3 separate regions of the Homo sapiens genome follow, and all the other regions are linked to region 3. Evidence: chromatin loops called from intact Hi-C (ENCODE). Cell type or tissue: heart left ventricle. All regions are shown on one strand.

What was found. Peaks named below come from ENCODE experiments on the same cell type or tissue, not always from the same donor. Only the 100,000 strongest peaks of a DNase experiment are listed, where the experiment ranks them.
Region 1: a loop joins it to region 3, with 2.2 times the contacts of the local background. A loop is called at or near these places in 22 of 110 quality-filtered maps.
Region 2: a loop joins it to region 3, with 4 times the contacts of the local background. A loop is called at or near these places in 65 of 110 quality-filtered maps.

What each region holds. Positions count from the first base shown.
Region 1 is chr13:94,433,616-94,437,615 of GRCh38, forward strand. DCT (dopachrome tautomerase) reads right to left here. Exons shown (of 8, transcript NM_001922.5): 8 at 3,196-4,000. Among named protein-coding and RNA genes, the nearest start is that of DCT, 44 kb to the right of the region's middle. In heart left ventricle, a CTCF peak has its summit at 2,174; no DNase peak of the experiment used is centred here.
Region 2 is chr13:94,594,057-94,598,056 of GRCh38, forward strand. It overlaps TGDS (TDP-glucose 4,6-dehydratase), which reads right to left and starts at 2,096. Exons shown (of 12, transcript NM_014305.4): 1 at 1,995-2,096. The coding sequence starts at 2,080. RefSeq lists an enhancer at 1,960-2,269. In heart left ventricle, a CTCF peak has its summit at 2,255; a DNase peak (open chromatin) is centred at 2,195; H3K4me3 peaks cover 2,360 bases; H3K27ac peaks cover 423 bases.
Region 3 is chr13:94,547,153-94,551,152 of GRCh38, forward strand. TRF-GAA1-5 (tRNA-Phe (anticodon GAA) 1-5) reads right to left here and starts at 2,570; the gene lies at 2,498-2,570. It overlaps LOC124903191 (a long non-coding RNA gene), which reads left to right and starts at 1,596. Exons shown (of 2, transcript XR_007063836.1): 1 at 1,596-3,159. It also overlaps a transcript of DCT not described here. RefSeq lists a silencer at 2,129-2,358 and enhancers at 2,891-3,390, 2,929-3,108. In heart left ventricle, no CTCF peak of the experiment used is centred here; DNase peaks (open chromatin) are centred at 1,909, 2,279, 2,559 and 2,709; H3K4me3 peaks cover 2,299 bases; H3K27ac peaks cover 1,812 bases.

The sequences.
Region 1 (4,000 bases), 110 kb before region 3:
CAGCAAGGGGAAACCAGCTCTAAGGCAGCCATCTAGTTGCAAGGTGAGTTCACTGTAATTGCATGTTGTGAGTAGCGGTTGCTTAAAAACAATGAATTTATACCCATTACTCCCAGCGTCAACTTCAGAATGATTTTCATCACGCCTGCTTTTGTGCAGCTAAGCTGCAAAATGTGCGCTGCGACAGACTGAAGCAGATAAAGAACAAATTTGCATGTTACTGGGTTGCAAGAGCCCTTTGATTGTTGGAGAGGCCCGATAATGCTGTCAAGAGCTCGGTGGACTGAGCGGCGGCCGAGACGCACCAGATCTGCACTAAGTGTAGCTGACAGCAAACGATTTAGAGTCAGCACGGAATCAAAGCGTTGGAAATATCTCAAGTAAAAATGTTAAAAACACAAAGAAGCCTGCATCTTGATAAGAGGACATCAGTGAGGAGAGATATGCACAGAAAGAAAGAAAATGACCTTGAGTTTATAAAAATGCTACACGTCTCGGAATTGTAAAATGCCTAAAATGAAAAGAAAATGGGCAGCTCAAATCAGACTTCAAGCTAGGAAAGCCTGAAAGTTGTGTGCTTGCCACAGTTGAAGAAGAGAAAAAGAAGCAATAGCTAACTGCACGGATTATTATAGAGATTACGCTTCTGTTTTCGAGACCAGTCATTTGCTCGTACAAATGAGCCTAATGACTTAAAGCACCAAGACATACATGTCTCTGCTGTGCACACCTCCTTGACATGAAATGCAAGACTCAAAATACAAAAATAATTTTAGGAAGGAAAAACTGATTAGTGGCAATGATCAAGACAAATCTTGCTATTTGAAAAAACAAATAAAAATACTGGAAATGAAACCTTAAGTAGTATTATTAAATAATAATATCAGGGTGGGGCACGGTGGCTCACGCCTATATTTCCAGCACTTCGGGAGGTCCAGGCAAGTGGATCACCTGAGGTCGAGAGCTGGAGACCAGCCTGGCCAACATGGCAAAACCCCATCTCTACTTAAAGTACAAAAATTAGCATGGCATGGTGGTGTGCACCTGTAGTCCCAGCTACTCAGGAGGCTGAGGCTGGAGAATCGCTCGAACTCAGGAGGTGGAGCCTGCAGTGAGTCAAGATCTCGCCGCTGCACTCCAGCCTGGGCAACAGAGTGAGACTCCATCTCAAAAAATAATAATAATAATTTAAAATAATAATACATTTGCCGCATTGGAAAATAGGTCTTCAGCAAAGTATGCTATATAGTGTATCAGTAGGGAGTAAGCTAATGGTTCTTCTCCAGGAAAGACTGCATCTTCTGTCAGCATTTGATGTGATTCAAATCAGACTCTTCAGTTTCTTCACTTATGTTTTTCCCTTTCCTTTCTCTCCATAAAAACAATGACTATCACCAGGTCTGTAATCTTCTTCCAGAGAGAACCACCAGAAAAGAAGAGCAGGTAGACATAGCTGGAAAATCGAAGCCCCAATTTTCTGACAAACAAAACTAGCCAGAATAAGCAAATAAATTACATGTGCACGTGTTTCTCTTTAGTCTTTACCTGTGTATTTCCCTAGAGGGGAAAGGTTTATAAAAACTAGAAAGAGGCCATGTTTTCTTTATCACTTGAGTTTATCAATCACCTAACATAAAGCCACCATGGGCTCCCAGTTTTGAAAAGCGAATTTTCCACACTAAAGGACATCTTCAGACACTGCTCAACCCACACCTGAGTTCAAATATTTATATATAGTTTTAATACATTGATCCAACATTTGTTTTAAAAAACGTTCCCCAAATTTTTCTTGTTGATGACGGTTTTTAATAGAAAAAATAAGTTTCCCCAGTTTCCAGCTGCAATGTGATCATATAAATAATATTTAACTAAATTATATTCTGTGTGTGTTTGCCAAGCCTAAAAGCATTTTTGCCCAGTGGCCTGAAATGTTCCTCTAAACTTTTCTGGCTTACTGGTAAACATTTAACATTTCAAAATAGATTAAACGGGGAATCGTGAGAGCCTATGTAGGAAACTGTTTCTTTCTAAATATTGTGCTTTGTCTGTTCTGATTTCTGAATTCATGGCAAATCTTCCAGCCTTTTTTTCCACTCGGGGTAGACCATCAACCATGGTAGAGGAAAATAGCTTTAAGAACTTTACTACATTGTGCAATTTTCTAATAAAACACAAGAGGGCAGGTTTTGCTTTATTGTAAGCCTAATTCCACTCCCCTGGTAATCAAGATCAGTCACTGGGCTAATTGCAAATTCAGAAACCCTCAATAACATACAAAGTGAAGGAGTAATCAGGGTGCATAACTCTGGCAGTGAAATCTGTTGTTTTAATAAAGAAGGCCAAGCTCAAGCATCTCTACTTAGCATTATTTACAACCAGTACAATTATACTTGGGAGGCGCTGTGATAGTTTTAGTTTGTTCATAAAATGCCAAAAGAGCAGAAAATGGCTAACAGAATGACCAAATCCAGTCATATTAGATTTAAGAAGTCTGACTAAAGTTGATGGGGCAAATAACAAAAGTGGGCCAATGGTTTCCATCAAACATGCAGCTGTGGAGAAAATTATACAGAGCATGCAAGTATTGAATAGGAACCTTTTAACTTTGTTTTGTTTTAGAAAACTTTAACTTCTAGTTCACAATACTCTTGTGTATGGTTTTCAATATTTCATTTAATGACCTGCCAAAGCAGAATTAAGTTCATAAGGGTTTTTTTCAGCTTGAACTGCTGTTACGGCTAAAGTCAAAGTATTGTCATCTTTGGAGAGTTTCTAAAGCAATTGCTGCTTGAGTCCATCAGTGTGAGAGAGGCATTGGTTTGCCTGACTAAATAATTTGCCCACTAACTCCTTCCACTGAAACAAAGCTTTTAGGATATCAGACAGTGGAGGATCCTAAAATGGCATGTGTGAGGACTTAGAGGAGAGATGGGTAGAAATCTTAACTTCCTATCCTAGTCCCTAAAAATGGTAGAATTAAGGCCTACCAATAGTAGGAAGAAGATACATCTAGAAAGAAAATACACCTGAAGAGTATCTCCTTGTGTTAGGTTGCATAGAGTATGATTCTACCTAGCATACGTGCAATTCAAAATCTGAAGGATAGGTTGTATGGTAACTTCATGGCAGAGATGGATCTTATGTTTTATCCAGTACATCTTAAAACAGATGTCAGAAGCTCTGAATGAAACATTCTACTTTGAAATTAGTTTATTCATTCACTTATTCATTCAAAGAATATTTATAAAATACTCAGGATAAGTAAGGCACTATAGAAATAGGAAGAGCTTCAACCTTAGAGTCTCCAACAAATTGACCCATCTTGAAGGCTTATCTGGGAGATCACCAAGTTAGCTACTGCAGGACCTCTCTTCCCTGGTCAGTCACTTGAAGCAGCCACCTGCTTCCACCCCAGGATTAGTCACTAAACTGTGGGGAATATCAAAAGTAACTTCACCTGAGGAAAGGCTGGCTCTCCTTTTCCTACCTGTTCAAACAGATTCAGAAAATAGCAATTGTTTGGAAACTCACCAGAAAATAGCATATCAGTTTAAGAGATTATTTTTCAGACTGAGGTTGTTATTATATATTTTACATGTATATATATTTCAATATACATGCTGAGTGCCCAAAAGATGGGAATTGATGCACACTACTTAAAAAACAATAATCCTCAAAAGACAAACAATAATCTGCAAAACAACATTTATTTTTAGTTTCCTTTTTAGTAAGTTTTCTACTTCTTAATAATGAGATTAAAACTAGTCATTAAAAGTATTATAATTAACAATGTTAAATCCTAAGCAAGATACAAATGTCAATTTTAGAATTAGAAGGGAATTTAATGCACAAAGGAAAGATGTTATTGCATTTTATCCCATTTCTGAATGTTAGCTTTATAAAAAGCATTTCTATTAAAATCATACATGCAGTTTTTCTAATACTGAAGATATAAGCAGTAAAGTGATCTGGTCATTTTCTCCAAGGTTGAATTCTTCCC
Region 2 (4,000 bases), 47 kb after region 3:
CACACATGCAAACTTTTTACCAAACTTCTCAACAGTATCTATAAACAAAAGTTTTACATTCCATTTAGACTATGCAGAAGAGAGAATGTACTGGTTCTGGGTATAGGGAAAAAAGTCAGTTTAACCAAACGATGCCATCCATACAGGTACAAGTATCGAGTAAAGTGGAACAATAAATGGGAGCTAGTCAGCACAACTGTACATGCCTATAGCATGCCTTTTCAGGAACTGCAGATATAAGTATGTAAAAATGAAATTACTATGAGTATAGTCAGTTGTCTATATTTAATAGTAACTTCTGCAATTGCTATTTCTTGGTATAAGATTTTGGTAATGTTAAACCAGAATCCTCAGGAGGCTTCTAGACTAAACCCAGGATTCCCAGGCTAATAACAGCTGAAACCATTCTGAGTTGGATATCCACAGTGGGTCCTGGGCTTCAGAGGACCCTAAAGGGGAATCACAGGCATATCTCAGTGAAATGATCTACCAGATTTACCATGTATACTTAAAATGTTGGGCTCCCAGGAGAGGGGAGCCCTTGACCAAATTATGAACTTGAAGTTTGTATTCGGCATTCCTTTCACAGCACTTTCTAAGTCGCACCCTTCCTGGACCCGCACTCTCACACAAGTATCACCCTTTCATGTCCATAGTCCTCTTTCTCATTAAGTGAAACTTGCCAGCCTGATGCTCTCCCCCAAATGACTTGTCGGATTAGAAGGGGTGATTTAATGTGCAAATGGCCATAAACAGGAATCCTCACATTCCCACTTCTTCCACTAGCCACTGAGTTCCTTGAGGGGAGGATAGGAGAGTTTCCTGTTTATTACTCTTGCATTCATCCATTCCACAATTACTAAAGACTTATATAGAATGGGCCAGGCATTCTTCCAGGTGCTGAATGAACAGTAGTCTCTGTCCTTACCGAGTTTGCATTTTAGAGTGGGGATACAAGCAATAAACAAGCAGACACAAATCCGCAATATAATTTCAGGTAGAGGTTAAGTGTGCTAGTTGGGAGAGGGGCTATTTTAGATATGGTGGTCAGGTAAGAACTCTCTGAGGTGCTATCTGAATAAAAACCAGAATTGAGTGGTGCAAACAGCCTAAGGAAAGGGGAAGCAAGTGCAAAGGCCTCAAGACAGAAGTGTGTATCTTGGTGTGTTCCAAGAACTAAGAGGGGAAGCATGGCAGGTACAGAAAAGCAGATCAGGTTGCAAAAGTAGGGCTTGGGCACTTGAGTTTTCTAGATATGGTAGAGTTTGGGCTTTATTCTTAAGTGTGGCAGGAACCACTGAAGTAAAATCCTGCTTCTACCATGATCTGATTGACTTAAGAAACACTGACTTGTATGTGAGCAACAGGCTTTAAAGGAACATGAGTGGACGCAGTTATGGCCAACCAAGAGGCTACAGCAGCAGTCGAGGCAAAAGATGACAGTAAACATGGGCTAGGGTGGAAACGGGAAACTGGTGAGAAGTGGTCGCCGTAAGGATATACTTTGGAAGTAGAGAGGACTTGCTGCTCGAATGTGGGTCTGAGGAAGAAAAGGGTGTCAACAGTGGATTTGTAAAAGTTTGCTGATTACATAGATGTCCTATTATAGTCCTTAAATCGTTTTGGGGGTGCCTATATGTACAGGGCCCATCGTGGGGTGTGGGTGCTCTAGGCTGGAGGTGGGAAGCAGTCGGTGAGCAGCTTAGGGTAACTTGCACGCACTCAAGGAGTGACATGGTGAGCACCTCCGGCCACAGAAGGGCGGAGAGTAACGCAGCTTTGGAAGAGGCGTTTTAAAGAAGTCAGTTTCAAAGGAACCACTTCTTTGCAGGCCAGAGAGAGAAAAGCTGGTCCAGGTCGTGCATTAGGACCCTCCCCATATCAGAATAAGGACCCCTCAAAGCTGGACCCAAATTACCTAGGGCAAGCAGAGCTGCGGGAAAAGGTAGGGGTTTCTGGGGAGCCACTGCTTGGCTAGCGGCGCCATTACCTACATGAAACCAGCACCGCCGGTCACCAGGACCCGCTTCGCAAAGCCGCCGGGAAGACCCCACGGTTCCTCCCAACACGCCGCCGACATCTCCCAGCTCAGCAGTGCCTAGTACCGTAAAGAGTATGGTCTGAAAAGCGCAGGGAAGTTCCGCCGCGACCTTTTGCGACGCGCCTCGCTCGCGGGACACGTTAACAGAGCAGCCAGAGGCAGCTTCCGGAGACTGCTCTGTGGCCAGTTTCTGCCCGCCCACTAGCGGGCTGGGCGGGGCCGCGCTCACCACGCGCAGGCGCTGCTCCTTTCCGCCCTTGCCTGGTCCGCCAGGTGCAATTGGGGTCGCCCGGATGGTAGGGGTATGGAACGTTTTTCCCGGAAATGCCACCACTATGGATCAGATTTATGAATGAGTACCTTTTTTCATTCTTGTACTACAGCCATCTCTAGAGGTTACCTATCAGTTGAGCTGAGAACGGGGAGTTGTTGCAGATGGAGATGGGAGGTTGCAATTTAAAAATGATTTTTTTTTTTAGTGGGGCGGGGACAGGGTCTCCCTCTGTTACCCAGGCTGGAGTGCAGTGGTGCGATCACGGCTCACTGCAGCGTCGACCAATGGGGCTCAAGCAATCCTCCCACCTCAGCCTCCTGAGTAGCTAGGAATACAGTCGTGCGCCACCACGCCCGCCTAATTTTTGGTAGAGATGGGTTTCGCCCTGTTGTCCAGGCTGGTCTCGAACTCCTGGGATCTAGCCAACCTCCCGCCTCAGCCTCCCAAGGTCCTGGGATTACAGGCGTGAGCACCGTGCCTGGCCTGCAAAATGATCTTTTGCTGTTGTTAATATTATTTCAGGCCGGGCGCCGTGGCTTACGCCTGTAATCCCAGGACTTTGGGAGGCCGAGGTGGGCGGATCACCTGAGGTCAGGATTCGAGACCAGCTTGGCCAACATGGTGAAACCCTGTCTCTACTAAAAATACAAAAATTAGCCGGGCGTGGTGGCGGGCGCCTGTAATCCCAGCTACTTGGGAGGCCGAGGCAGGAGAATTGCTTGAACCCGGAAGGCAGAGGTTGCAGTGAGCCGAGACCGCACCATCGCACTCCAGCCTGGGCAACAACAGCAAAACTCCGTCTCAAAAAATAATAATATTATTATTACAGACAGCGCAGAAGGCTTGCAATCATGATAAAGATATTCCCTAGGTCCTACGCTGATGTCTTATTCTATTCTCTCCTTTGCTCACTCCGCCCCAGCCTCCCCACCCTCCTTGCTCTTCATTCAATGTGCCAGGCATGCTACTTCCCCGGGACCTTGATTGTCTTTCCCCAGATGTCTGCCTAGTTTTTACCCTTACTTCCGTTTTCAGCTTGAATGGCATCCTATTGACCACCACAATTAAAATAGCGAGCTCTGCCCAACCCTGCCGAATCATCTTATCCTTCTTTATTTTTCTTCCTAGCACTCAACATTTACATTGATGTCACTGCCCTCTGTTTAGTGTTCCATGAGGTCAGGGGCTTTGTTTTGTTTTCTGCTGTAATCGCATGTCCTTAGAGACTTGGCACAGAATAAATGACCATTAAATATTGTCGAATAGATAAATATCTTTTTTTCCCCACCATAATGTTTGGCAAAGCTGAAAACGAATGGAAACATCCAGTACAGGTGTATATGTGGAAGAATCATACCACAACCTTTTTACAAGGCAAAGTGGTAAAACATATGAAAATTTCAAATGTTCATATTCTATGACCCCCTCAAATTCCATGATGTATAATATAGATAATTGTTCATTGCTGTATTGCTTGCAATAATGAAACACTGGAAATAATCTAAATGTGTATAATGTCTTCTAACTTTTAAAATGCAGTAAACTGCTATATAGCCTTTAAAAAGAATATACCAACATGGAATGAAGACCAAAATATATTGCAGTCGATACGTACAGTTTTTTTCTGACCAGACTCCTCCCCCCACTGTCCTTTATGATCTCCCCAAGTTGACCCAGGCAGGCCA
Region 3 (4,000 bases):
GTTGCCCAGGCTGGAGCGCAGTGGCATAATCTCAGCTCACTGCAACTTCCACCTCCCCTGTTCAACGGATTCTCCTGCCTCAGCCTCCCGAGTAGCTGGGATTACAGGCTTGTACCACCACGCCCAGCTCATTTTTGTATTTTTAGTAGAGATGGGGTTTCACCATGTTGGCCAGGCTGGTCTCAAACTTCTGACCTCAAGTGATCCGCCCACCTCGGCCTGCCAAAGTGCTGGGATTACAGGCATGAGCCACCGTGCCTGACCCTGCTCTAAACTTTTTAAAAACTTTCACTCCCGCTGTAAAACTTGTGTTCATCTCTCACTCTGCCTTATGCCCTTCAGTCGAATTCTTTCTTCTGAGGAGGCAAGAATTGAGGTTGCTGCAGACCCGCATAGATTCACCATCACTAACATTACCTTGGGCAGAGTGCTCAGACCTCAGGTTGTCTGAAATGAAAGTCACTATCACCCCAGAACCTGCATCCTTTCCCTACTCTTTAGAAATGTGATAGCTGGTGGCACTCCTGTTAAATCTTTCCATACCTAAGAAATCTTGGCTGGGCACACTAGCTCATGCCTGTAATCCCAGCACTTTGGGAGGCCAAGGCGGGTGGATTACTTGAGGTCAGAAGTTCAAGACCAGCCTGGCCAACATAGCAAAAACCCATCTCTACAAAAAATGCAGAAATTAGCCGGGCATGGTGGCGGGTGCCTGTAATCCCAGCAACTCGAGAGGCTGAGGCAGGACACTCCCTTGAACCTGGGACACCACTGCACTCCAGCCTGGGCGTCAGAGTGAAACTCCGTCTCAAAAAAAAAAAAAAAAAAAAAAATATATATATATATATATATCTTCTCTGGGTGAGGACCCACTGCTCCATAGAGCCTTTTCTGGTGAGCCAGACAAAAACTTTTATTTCCCTCATACAAGTACCTGTATGTTTATGCACACCTGTCTTGACTACACATCTCAACAGCTTTTCACTTACAGTAACATTTAGGAGGTAGCAATGTTAGCTGTCTAACAGACATAGCTTATGCTTAATTCTTGCAACCCTGGAAAGGCTGTTATGTATAAAATGGGGATAATAATATGTACTTCATAAGGTTGTTATGAAGAGCAAATAATGCTGGCTCGTAGTGGGAGGTTAGGAATTAATGTCCAATTAGAGAATGAATGAATAAGAGAGAACACACAGTAGTTCATAAATATGAGTTTCCCTTCCCCCTCAAAACAGCAGAACCAGAAAACAAGCAAGACCTAAGCATACATCTCACAATGGTCCTTCATCTGCTGTCCAGCAACCCGCCACCTCACTAAACTGACTATTCTATTTTCCTACGACACAAATAGATAGATATTTCTTATTTTTAAAATTTAGATCTACATCCCTGCAACTTCTCCCCTTGGGTCCTGGCTCAGTTCCCACCAGCCATACAAGATAACATCAGGTGCCTGGGCCTCCATTTTCTTTCTAGGACACCCAGTTTGGCCTTGGGGTGGGCTCCCACAGGTAGCTGGGAAGCTGATGCCCCTGAGTACCCACGTCCACCCACACGTGAAAACAAAAAAAAATCTCAGAAAGTAATTTCGAGCACGGGTCAAAGTTCTATTTCACACTTGCAGGGGCAAGACAGCAAAAGGAAAAAGCTGGTTCACAGCAACTGTCTTAGGAAAGCAAGGCCTCTTTTAGAAACAGAAAGGAACGTCTAGACCCGTGGCTTGTTTAAACACCCGCTGCTAGGCCCCACTGCCAGAGCTGCCTATCCAGGGCCGAGAATGTGCATTTCTAAGTAGTTCTCAGGCGGTGCTGATGCTGCGGATCTGGGGACTGTACTTTGAGAACCACCGGTGCAGACCCTGGCCAACGTTCTTTAGTCTGATGCGTCGGGGAGCTGTAAAGCTGCCATCCTTCACCGGTGGGCAAGTAACCTGGTGGCGCCACCCCAGGGCCAGACCCAGGGCCGGCCTCGGTGCGCCTCTAGCCAGAAATAACCAGCACTGGGTTCCGCTCACCGGCAACGCCAGGTGGGGGCCATCTGACCACTCAACAGTTTTGCTTTTTCTTCAAATTCGGATACTTAGAAGGAATGCGATGAAATTGGGATGAAGGTGTTTTGCTGGCCCCGTGGACAGACCAGACCTCCTCCCATCGGAGCCTCGGGTCTCACACCAGCCCCCCAGGCGGCGCGCGGCCCCGTCTCGCCACCGCGGCCCGGGTCGTTCGCGTCTTCCGGCGCCGAGGGTGCCTCTGGGTCCCAGCACCAGGCTCCGTGGCGCGCACGCGCGGCAGCTTCTTCTAGCCCCGCCAGGAGACGGCCCAGAAGGGCTATGCGGCGCGGCCTCGCTCCTGGGGGTGGTTAGGAACGACTGTTTCATTTCCTCCTTCACCCTTCAAATCTCAGTTTTTGCTTGGGCTTGAAGGAATGGGCCAGGGTATCGTGGACGGAGAGTCTTACAAAATTTGAGTTTTTGAGGTCAGAATTTAAAAGTAGCTGCCGAAACCCGGGATCGAACCAGGGACCTTTAGATCTTCAGTCTAACGCTCTCCCAACTGAGCTATTTCGGCACGTTCTGGGTTGTCTCCTGAGTAAACTATCACTGAGCGCTTTGCGTCCAACTGGCTTGCTTGTCTTTTCCTGGTGATCATGTACAGCATTTCTTCCTTGTCCTGTTAAACGGTGTCGTCGGAATTCTTCCACCTCCCTCCTTCTACGCTGCCACTGGGCGCTGCACACGCGCCTTACTTTCTTAGATTGCTCTCGGCGCGCGCAGCCCGCACGGTCCAGGAGCTGGGTCCAGGCCCCCGATGGCGGCTCCTCGGGATGCTGGTTCCGTCCTCCCAGGGCCGGTCCCCGCGAGATCCGAAGCAGCGGGGTCGCCTCGGGGAGCTCCTGCCCAGGCCTGGTAGCCCCTTCCCTTCGATCTGCCCCTGCCTGTGACTATCCACATTCGTCACCTTGCTCCCCGAAAAGTTCCAGGCCCCAGGTGAGGAGCCGTGTAGGCCCAATACGATTGGATGAAGGAGTGTACGGGGCAGGAATCGTCAGACTGGCCTCTGGAGAGGAGTTTGCAGCCTCTCCGTGCTCCGGGCCCGGGAAATGTCCACCTTAATCATCACCTCTTTGCATGGAGCCTGACTGGCAAATAAATGCTGGGTGAGCTCACTAACGATGATTATTCAGTCAATGCTATTTCCCACACGAGTCAACAAATGTTTCCGAAGCACCCACTACGTGCCAGGCTCATTCTTTACTTCCCAAACGTCTTACTTTTTCCATTTTTTAATTTTTGTCGCCAATTAAATTGTAATCTGTCAAGGCAGGGATCTTACCCGGCTCTTTAGAGCTTTGCATTTAAGTGGAAACTTCGCAGCCAATTTGGACGGATGGATGGATAGGATGGATGGATGGATGGTTGGATGGATGGATGGATGGTTGGATGGATGGATGGATGGCTGACTTCAAATGCGAAAGAGAAAAAAATACAAAATTAGAAATTTTTGCAATCTCTATTTTCTCCGCCAAGCCTCCTCCCTTATAAGAAAGAGAGTTTCTTTCTGGGTTCCTTTATTGTGCCAAATCCAAAAAAGAGCCGAGGCGTTGATGGTATAGTGGTTAGCATAGCTGCCTTTTAAATCCAAAGAAACCAAAGAGCTTGAGATTTAACAGAAGTCAGCAGCTAAGGATGAGAGAGAGACCAAAGAGAGCTTGGGGCTGGGCAGAGTTCAGAGAAGGGTTTGGGGAGCTTGGAGTGGAAGAGGGAGAAATTTTGGGCAGCCACCCTGTGAGGATCGTACATCTAAAAAGAGATGGGGAAAGAGACCTTTAACAGGCTTTCATGTATGTTATGAATGTAGCTACCTTTCCCATTCTCCTCAAAACACTGCAGGCAAGACGAATTATTTTCAACAACTCTTGGGCTGCTGGCCGGCTGTTCCTTACTGGATTCAATCATGAGATAGCTCAGCTTCTTAAATTTTACAAAAGTTGTGTCTTT